Regions from separate parts of the Homo sapiens genome. Here region 1 is linked to region 2. Evidence: chromatin loops called from intact Hi-C (ENCODE). Cell type or tissue: IMR-90. All regions are shown on one strand.

The links. A loop is a pair of places that touch in the nucleus more often than their neighbours do. Peaks named below come from ENCODE experiments on the same cell type or tissue, not always from the same donor. Only the 100,000 strongest peaks of a DNase experiment are listed, where the experiment ranks them.
Region 1: it touches region 2 in a loop (6-fold over the local background); 1 of 110 quality-filtered maps calls a loop at or near these places.

Annotation. Positions count from the first base shown.
Region 1 is chr9:70,404,529-70,409,528 of GRCh38, forward strand. The region is part of intron 1 of KLF9 (KLF transcription factor 9); the gene reads right to left. LOC124900273 (a long non-coding RNA gene) reads right to left here. Exons shown (of 2, transcript XR_007061576.1): 2 at 1-3,901. Among named protein-coding and RNA genes, the nearest start is that of KLF9-DT, 7.2 kb to the right of the region's middle. In IMR-90, no CTCF peak of the experiment used is centred here; DNase peaks (open chromatin) are centred at 2,043 and 2,773; H3K4me3 peaks cover 504 bases; H3K27ac peaks cover 2,344 bases.
Region 2 is chr9:70,117,959-70,122,958 of GRCh38, forward strand. The region is part of intron 5 of MAMDC2 (MAM domain containing 2); the gene reads left to right. Among named protein-coding and RNA genes, the nearest start is that of MAMDC2-AS1, 55 kb to the right of the region's middle. In IMR-90, a CTCF peak has its summit at 3,119; DNase peaks (open chromatin) are centred at 253, 3,133 and 4,293; H3K27ac peaks cover 191 bases.

The DNA of each region.
Region 1 (5,000 bases), 290 kb after region 2:
GTGCAGAGGTTGCAGTGAGCCAAGATCCTTCATGCCACTGCACTCCAGCCTCGGTGACAGAGTGAGACTCAGTCTCAAAATCATAATAATAATAATAATAAATAATTGAAGTGAATGAGGCAGTGCTGGACTAATCTGGAATTCTAAACAAAAATTCTAGGAATCAAGGGCTTCTGGAACACACACATAAATTCTTTATTTTTAATTATAATGGTGTGCTAAATGATTTAAACACCTCATCTGAATTAAGCTTCATAACAACTTCATAAATATATAATTACTGAGCTCCATTTTACAGATGAGAAACCTGAGGCTCAGAGAAGGTAAGTAGAGCCTGAGTTGTCATAAATAGAATGGTGGAGACAGGATTCAAAAACCCATGTCAGAAGGACCCAAAAGCCTGTGCTCTGACGACTCTATCTACTGTCTCTGTACTGAAGGTAAAGGCCCCCTCACATTCCAGTTCCTCAGTTTGACTGTTCAATATGAAATAGGTCAGGCCTTACTCTTCATTTCTAACTGCCTGTCTTATGAAAGCTAGCTCTCTGGAAGACAGAGATGGTGAAACATTTTCTTCTCCCTCTATTTCTTTGGGCCAAGATGATCTGTAATTTTGCTCCCGGTTCTAAAATGTCCAAAACTCCCAAGAGAGACTTTTGTGTTTTTGACCATTGCCTATTCCACTGGTTCCCACTTTGGTTCAAGTCAGGCCCTTTGGGAGATACTCCCTTCCACAAGGACGGAGGCTCAGCTTGGAAAAATGTTCAAACTTCATTGAATACATAACACCACTGACTGCATTTCAAATCCTTGTCACTAATTTTGTATGGCTTAAGCTCCCGTCTCTTACTTTAATCTATTTAAATAAATGTCCTCACTTTTTAAAAAGACTCAATCTGGCCAGTTAAGGATTGGCCTTTCTCCTGTTCAAATTCTCCTAGATTCCTTTCTCCTGTTCAAATTTGTGATCATTCTCAGTTTCATTAAAAAATAAACAAATTCAAAGGCCCAGCAGCAGCAGCTCTGGCTTAGATCGTGAGCAAACTGGTTCTCTCAGCTCTAGAACCTTTAGATTTCAGATCCAGGTTCTTCAATTCTCATCTCAGGATTCCAAAGTCAATTATACCACACTAGAAACTGAGATTAAAAGAGAAGGCTTCGGGCACACCATCAAAAAGGCTTTGGACACACATGGCAATGAATGGCCTTGGAAGGTCCCATGTATTTAAAAAAAAAATGGGTGCTTCTCACTCCCTCAGGGGGGATCACATTCTTATGAATAATAATGTTAGTCCTATTATTTGCTGAGGGGACTGCTTGACACTGGGATAAAACAAATGTTTACTCGTGGCCTTAATGCATCAAAAAGGTATTAAAGTTTCAGGACGATTCCAGGTAGGGAGTGGTAGGAAACCTCTCAGCAGCTCTGCCTTGGGCTGTTAAAGAGAGTGCTGCTCCCATAAAAAGGGCATAGGCCACCCCAGCTCACTCCACCTCTGCCCTTTCACTTGGTTAATTCCATGAAGCAGCCCTTTAAACTAAGGTGAAAAAGAAAAATGTTAACCATAGACTGAAGTCCCAGGAGAGCAAGTGGGGGGAAAGAATTCAAATGAAAGTACTGCAAAGAATTCAAAATGAAGGAAAAATTCCTAGGCACCCGCAGAGCCAAGCTTGAAGCTAGGGGCTTTAGCATTTTCTGCTGACAAATGCTTCCAACTACCTAGTACCCTCATGAGCTGGTGAGGCTCTGGGAGATTACACAGTATGACCACTCACATGCTAGTCAAGGCAGATAGGCAGCTTTTGAAACCTGGTGGTGTGCTTCAAAGCCCTTCAAGTCCCCCCAAAACATTTCAAGAGAACAATCCCCATCTCTCTGAGAAAGGGTGGGGATGTGCTTTCTTAAAGACAAAATGATGGATGTGATGACCTCCCAAGGTCACTTCCAACCTCCAAGTGCTATTCTTTTGATACTAACAACTGCTGCCACCAAGTGCTCTGAGTTAGGCCTAGGCCTGTGACTAACTTTCAACAAAAAGTGGGGCGGAGAAAGAGAGCCAGGATTGCTCAAAGACCACTGAAAGAGGATCTCACTTCTTTCCCTTTTTAACCATCTGTGGGGTTTTTTTCTTCGTCTTCCTTTTGCCCCTCCTTTCTGCGTGTGTTGCATAGAAACAGAAAGTGCCTTTGTACCAATTACTAGGCACTAATTTACGCTCTTCAGTGGGCGCTGGGCTTGCTGGAGAAACATTAGGAAAAGGTGGGAGGGTCGGATGTGGGGGAGGATTCTAGCAGTGGAGGAAGGAATGGCATGCTACAAGCTTTTTCTCCAAGCCTGAGAACAGCCAAAGGGAAAGAGAGAGAGAGAGAGAAAAAAAAAAAAAGAACACGGAAGATTTGGAAGTCAAGACTAACAAATGCGACAAAGCTTTTTTTTTTTTTAATGAAGAATGCTAATGATCATAAGGCATTCAGAAATCAAACTGATGGGATAGAAAGCAGGCTCCAACTAGAGCATGTCAGATTGTTTTAGGGGCTTCTGAAAGAGTGAAGACTGGGAAATCATCCGCCCACTTTTCTTCTCAATGAACTTACTAAGGAAAACCATTGTCAGCCATTTTCCCAATATGTCATATGATGTTTCTCCCTGGGAAGTTCAATCTGGGAATTTCCCACAGATGTTGCAGAATGACTAGTCCTTGGGATAAGCGTCAACAATTGAGACAGGAATGTAAATCTGACCCTCATGTTCAGAATCCAAGAATTCATTTCCCTGAATCCAAGAATTCATTTCCCTCAGCTTACATCTTTGTGTCTGAAGGTAATGGGGTGTCACCATCCAAGTGGCACTGTATTTACTCTGGTACCTCCCTCTCTCACCCAGGAACCCACTTATACCCCTCCCCTCTCTCTTCTCACCACGCACAGAAGATGTGAGAGGAAAATCAAGGGAAACAGTGTGCGTACTCTGTAATTTGACTCCACTTATGTTTTCTATCGTGAAACTGTAATCTTGCCAGCAGAAGATTCTCAGAGGCCCCCCGACTGTCTTTGCTAGGGCAGATAGATGGAGGATGACACAGGACAAATGGGAAATGAGGAAAGAAAGGCAACTGGGTGGCTCCTACCTTGTGACTAGCAATAAGAGCTATAGGGTCCTAACAGCCTCCAGCCCCAGGGTCAGATTTCTGCAGAGAGCTTGGGCTGGGGGCTGAAGAACAGTCTGGGCATCTTTCACTTGATTCAAGGGAGTTTTACCCTCTTGTCTAAAACCCAGAAACAAACCCTATAGCAAACCCTTGCAGCCTTAGAAACCCATCCTCTATAGCTAGAAGCCATGTGTATGCAGCCTTTTGCATAGATTGTTATTCTTCCCTAACAGGATACTTGATATCACTCCTATTGCTGAGTGGGGTGAGGCAGTATCATCTCCCAGGGGGCAAAAATTGGTTCTGTGACAGGTGAAAAAAGTCTTAGCTATTACAACGATTTGTCGCCTTCGGAATGGGGCATAGTCCATAAACAGCTCAAGTGTATCTGTGGAATTAAAATGTAATGGGGGAGGCCAGGCGCAGTGGCTCACACCTGTAATCCCAGAACTTTGTGAGGCCGAGGTGAGCAGATCACTTGAAGTCAGGAGTTCGAGACTAGCCCGGCCAACATGGTGAAACCCTGTCTCTACTAAAAATGCAAAAAATTAGCCGAGTGTGGTGGCACACACCCATAATCCCAGCTACTCTGGAGGCTGAGGCAGGAGGATCAGTAATGGAGGGGACAATTATGGAAAAAGGGTAGAGAAACAGTTACCTGTGCAAGCCCCACTCAGGCCTAGTTGTACATCTATGTTGGATGAAGCAAGTTGGGTTATGAAATGCCATTCCACATCACTCTGGGGAGCCCTCTGGAAAGAAGAATGGGGTAGAGAGAATGTGTCCCTAAGGATCCAGGTACAGGGCTTCCGTTCCACTCATGAAGAGAAGAGATGGTGGTAAGGGCTGGGCAGGGCCTACTTAATGGGCAGCCCAGTGAGCTAAGGCCCCTTAGTCTAGGGCAAGGCCTTGCTCTGTCCCTAAGGCCCCACCTCCCAGGCAATGAAGTGAGTTTTTCCTGATACCTCCGATGACATCAGACTCTCCTTGACCAAACAGTTGACTCCAAAACCTTTTACAGTAATTAAGGGAGAAGAGTGCAAGAAGCTCAGGGCAACCTCATGCCTTTAAGCAAAATTCCCACCTAAGTTAGAGTTGGCTAGTGATGGACATTCCTAGAGGGACCAAAAAAATCTGTTTTCCATATTGGAGGACAACTTCTACTACAGAGGCTATCCAGGTCCCTCACACCAAGTATGCCAAGGATCCCAAGAATGTGTTCGAAGAGGCTAAGGAGCAGAAGCCGCCACTCCGGGCTTTTGTAGCCCCCACCTCTCCTGGTTTTTTATGTGAGCCTCCTTTTGCACTATATATATATATGTGTATATATATATACACATATATGTATATATATATATGTGTATATATATATACATATATGTGTATATATATGTGTATATATATACACATATATGTATATATATGTGTATATATATACATATATGTATATATGTATACATATATATGTATATGTATATATATACACATATATGTATATATATGTATACATATACATGTATATGTATATATATATACATATATGTATATATATATACTGAAAAATATTTTTTCATAGAACTGGGGTGTCATGGTTGGAATTTGGGGTTTTCTGATCTTCAGAATCCTATAACCAGTGTTATCAAACTCAACCCATTGTCACCACTTGGCGATAGCTGACTTAAGCCCCTCCAAAAAGAGAATAAGATGGCACCTGGCACAGAAACAAGGCCTAAGGTTTCTGTCATCCAGATATCAACCCAGCATGATTCAACATCAGCCTGTTCTGATGACTTCCGAGCTGGAATTAGAATGTAGTTGTTTCCTTATAACACTGCCTTTACCACCCGCCCC
Region 2 (5,000 bases):
CAAAAGATTACCTTGGTTTTGGGGTACAGAGAAGGCCCTCTTAAGGAAGTAATAGTAGAACTGGAATTTGGCCAGATGCATAAGGGGGAGACAAATGTAGCATGTGCAAAAGTGTAGAGGCATGAGAGTGGATGGTTTATTTTATATTTGGAGAGCATTTGAGAATCCCAAGGTATGTGATCATGGCAGAGGAACCCCTGAGTTCCAGGCTACATTCCTACTTATGATTAGCAGGAAGCCTGACTGCCTGCATTCCACTCTTTCCTGCTATTTCACTCCAAGTTCTCTTCAACCTTTGGACTAATATTTTGTCCATTCATTAGCCAACATCCCCACTCAACACACACACACACACACACACACACACACACACACACACACACACACACAGTCCTCATGCCTGGAGTCCTCTGTAAGTCTTTCCCCTATAGAGGATAGGGCCAAAAATGATGAGTTCAAAAGACTCTAAAATATTTTATTTGAAAAGCTCTGCCCATAGGACTCAAAGATTTGATCCGTATCATTCTTTAAAACAAAACAAAATAAACCCTCCAATGCTCTAAAAAGGAAAGAGGTTCCCTCTCTTATCATATTTGCTTTCTACCGCATATATTGATTTCCCCGGAGTTCTATCAATTTGGGTGGCAAAGTAAAGATTAAATGGTTCAGATGTCTGCCCGCAACAGCAGATTTTGCTCTATGTGAGTTCATCTTGTGTTCATTCATATACCGGACGCAGCTTTTGCCTTTGCTTTCAGGTAAAAACTGGAGAAACAGCACGTAGAAGGGAAGCTCATTGTCTACTTAGGAATTTCAGAACTGCAGAGAAGGTTGAGGGAAGTCTTCCCAGGAGAGTGCTAGTCTTTGTGTTGTAGAAAAGCAAAGAGTGAATGTAATTTCTGAAAACTACAATGTGATATGAGTTTTCCTTCATTTCCTTGTATGTTCCTAACAATCTGCCCCAAACATTGAGTCAAGGTTTTTAATGAGCATTGTTCCCCCAAATTAGTGTCTGATGATGGAAATGACTAAAATAATGTAGTAAGAATTGTGATAGGACATCTTTGGAATACTGGAGGGGATGTGATTTTTATCCTGTATTTTCTTAATTCTGATTCATCACATATGGGTTTCTTTCTTTATTCATATTTTATGAAGTGAAACAAAATCTTTCAGGAGGTAACCTACTGACAGCTCAGATCATTACTGTTTTCTACATACCTTAGCAAAAAAAAAAAAAAAGATGATTGCTGGAAAAATAATGAGGGATGCATCTCTTTGCTAAGATTTAAAAAACCAAGCCTGCTTGTGGTGCTATTATGGAAGAAGCTGGACAAGGTTTCAAAATCTAAAATAAGGTTAGAGTTATTTAATTCCATCAAACATCATGAGATGGTTGGATCATCTCTCCATGACTCGTGACACTCTTTTCTCATTTCAGTTTGGAATGAGCAAGAGTCATTTTAACAGGACTTATTTATTTACTCTCTGCATTGATCCATTTGGTGCGTGGTGTAAGTACTCGGTAGGGAAGCAGCTTTCTTAATTTTCTTACCATTTTCTTTGTGCAAGGTCTGCTGGATTTCCTTTCTCTGCCCTTGGATGACTTACTGTGGCTTTCCAGTTACTTTCAGGTATTAATAAACACCTTCATTTTCAAGGATTAGATGCAGTCAAGTCACAACTGCAATGTCTCATCTAGTTCAGATCTTCCCAGAGACTGGGCCACACAACAGCAGTAGAGAGAAAGGTTTGTGCTTTGTCTCTTCATACTTCACCTTTTTCTTCCCTACTTCTCCCTCTTACTGTACTGCTTCTGGCTGCTTCAGAGTTGGGAGGCAATGGGCAGGGTGGGGATGGAACAGAAAGGCAAAGGCTAGGGACAAAAGGTTTCACTTGCCTCTTGCTATTTAATCTAGAGTTGATGACCTTCATACAGCACATGGCCAAATTCTGGCATTCCTGTCATGGCCAATGGGGGATCCCACTTTAGTGTTGACAGACAGGGATGAGCAACTCTCTGGCTGACCATCTGTGAATCCTGCTTAGCTCATATAAGTCACGGTATGCCCTACCAGCTCCCTTCTAATGGAATTACCGCACTGGTAGGCAGTTCTCTTGAGAAGAGTCCTTTTAAGGTACTGTAGCCCAGCTGCCTTCTAAATTGCCCCCTCAAACTCTGGAAGTGCATTTCACTGGCAACAAACTCCTTTTTCTCTACTCTTCCCCTACGGGTCCCTATAGTCAGTTTTTTGCCTTTAGATGTATGCACCAGTGCCAGGCTCCATCTCTGCATCACACACACACACTCCAGTATCACTGATCAACCTTTTTCAAGAACTCTGATTACTTTCATCTCAAGGTCCAGAGCAACTGCAGAGCTCAGAAATTTCTGCTCAAAAGGGAGGGGATGAGGTTACATGGCAGTTTCCTTCCTCTACCTCTTCCATGAGTGGTTCGCTTAAGCCCCCTCCTTTAGATCAAGGTAAGAAAAGGGAAGCAATCCCCTTGCCTTCCCTGGAGAGGTCAAAAGGAAACACATAGCAGGGCAGCTCTAACCCAACTCTTTATAGAAACCCCATCTCCAATCTCTCTGATTCATCTCGAGCCTTCTCATATGCACAGGCTACAAGGGAGAGATGGGCTAACACTTGTAGAGCTGGGGTAGGTGCCAGGGGCTGCCACTTAACATATTGACAGTCTAGCACCACTCTTTAGAAAATAGAGGTTGTTGTCACTTATTGTTTGGGGCTTTGAGGTCTTAGCACAGATAGGAGAAGTCTCACGTAATATTCATTCATGCTTACGTCATCCTTGAAAGCTGTATAAAAAGACTAGAGTCTGACTTTATCATAGTAAGGGCCACCAAAACCCTTACAACTAAAGGCTTGTGAAGATAACTGTCAGACTCATAGGGTGGAAAAACATGCATCATAACTCATTATCTTTGGGTGCCGTCTGCTCACCATGGCAGCAGACCAGTGGGTATTTCCCTCTGGCATACATCTCTTCAGACCAGGTTGTCTGCCCTACTGGGGAGACAGCTTGTCCAGACAACCAGCAACACTGGAGCAGACAACACAACTGGAGTGCAAATGTGGCCAGCAGGGCGCATCACAGCTGAGTCAGAGGATGCCTCTGGCACCGCGGCCAAGCCAAGGGCAGTCTTAGGGGAATGCTGGTGAGCCAGACTGCTTGAAAATAAACATTCAGGAACCGCCTTTAAAGTTCTTTCCCTAATGCAAGGGGAAATGGCTGACTACCAGGGGCCACTGGTTCCACATGAAAAGTTCAGCTAATACAGAGGGCTGCTGCAAGAAAGGAACAGACAGCCTCTTCAGGAGCAAGTGTGCATACACCAGCACTGCAGGCTCCATCCCAGAAGGGGCCTGAGCACTGGCAGCATGACTGAGAACTGTGATCTTTCTTTCAACTGAATTTGAATTTTTTTTTTGCCTAGAAACCTCAGGCTCTTTGTGTATAATCCAGAATTAGGTAATAATAGATTGATTTTCACTCTGTGTATGGCAAAGCAGAACAGATTGTAGAGGAATGGCAATAAGCTTCTCAATTCTTAATCTTATGGGGGAACCCATTTCCCCCATATAACCTCTTTCGTTTTCAGTTCAAGTTGTAATACTTTAGAATCTCTGTGGCCTGCAGGGTATCCAGTGATTTGGCAGATTAAAGGATTCTGTCTACTTAAAGTCCATCTATACCTAGTTTCATCCTACTTGAATCTTAACGATCTGACAAAGGAAAAAAAAAAAAAAGCCTTTTCCAGAGGTTCTGGAAGCTCTAGAGCCCTATGCCAGATAGGAGTGTTGGGTTCATTGAACTAGGCAGGAAGATTCTCCTAATATCAGACACTGGACAAAATTTTCCAAGAACTCCAGGCTACCATCATTGTTTTTAGAAAGGAGAATACAATGGCACCTGCAGCCACCTACCCATTGACTCCTCTTCCTCAGAACAGATTGTATCTGATGACACACTCAGCCTGGTTTGGCTGTCATTCCTCCAGCCTCTTCTCCTGGGGCAGACACCTGAATGACAATTTCTGAATCACCCCTAACAGTTCAACTGAGATAGTAAACTCATGATGAGCTACCTTTTGTTCCCCAATGAGAAGCTTAATGTTGCTCAAATTGTCAGTAAATAGAACCCAGCTTTGGCAACAAATGAATGATGGAAAGAAAAAGGGTACAAGAGCATGCGGTCTAGTCTGGTGGTTCTGTATGAGACTTAGTGTCAGCAGTCTTGGTCTTATTCCCAGCAGCCTCTCTGACTCACTTTGGGCAGATCATGTTGTGTTTTCTGGATGCTTTTTGGATCAGAAATGTGACTGTGGTTCACTTGGCCTAGCATCCTGAGCACAAGTTGCTAGTGAGGCACTTTGGCTGCAAATGCACAAAATATTGTCCACACAGCAGGTGAGTTACTACCCTTTAAAGACAACTCTCAGATGTCCGTCATCTGCAAGGAAGATGAATTTACAACAAGGCTGGCTGTGGAAGCTGACACTAAGCTGGGACTAGGTGGGAAAGAGATTTCCTGGGAGAGATGGCTATGAAGGCTCTGAGGAGAAAGGAGCCAGAGTAGCTGGGGACAGGCCCAGTGTCCTTATGGGGCACAGCAGCCATAGTGCCTAGGAGCCATGGCATTTTTAGGGGTCCATGACAATATTTTAATTTTATTTATTTGAAAATTGGAAGGGTAAAATGAATATAATAATTTCTAGCCTACATCATATACCTCTTTATGCCAATGTAGTAATAAACTAAAATGTTAAGATTATTTTATTTATTTTTATTTTTTTTATGGAGGAATGAGCCCACAAAAGTCATAAAGATGCCCTGGGTAGGGAAAACTTTCAGCTCAGGACGCAAACCTGACCCCTGAGGAAGAGGAGAACCTGGGCCGATGGGAGCTGCTGAAGGGCCCCATGGCAGACAGAATGGCCTGCCCCTCTGCTATGCTTGGTCACTGCCTGGGAGCAG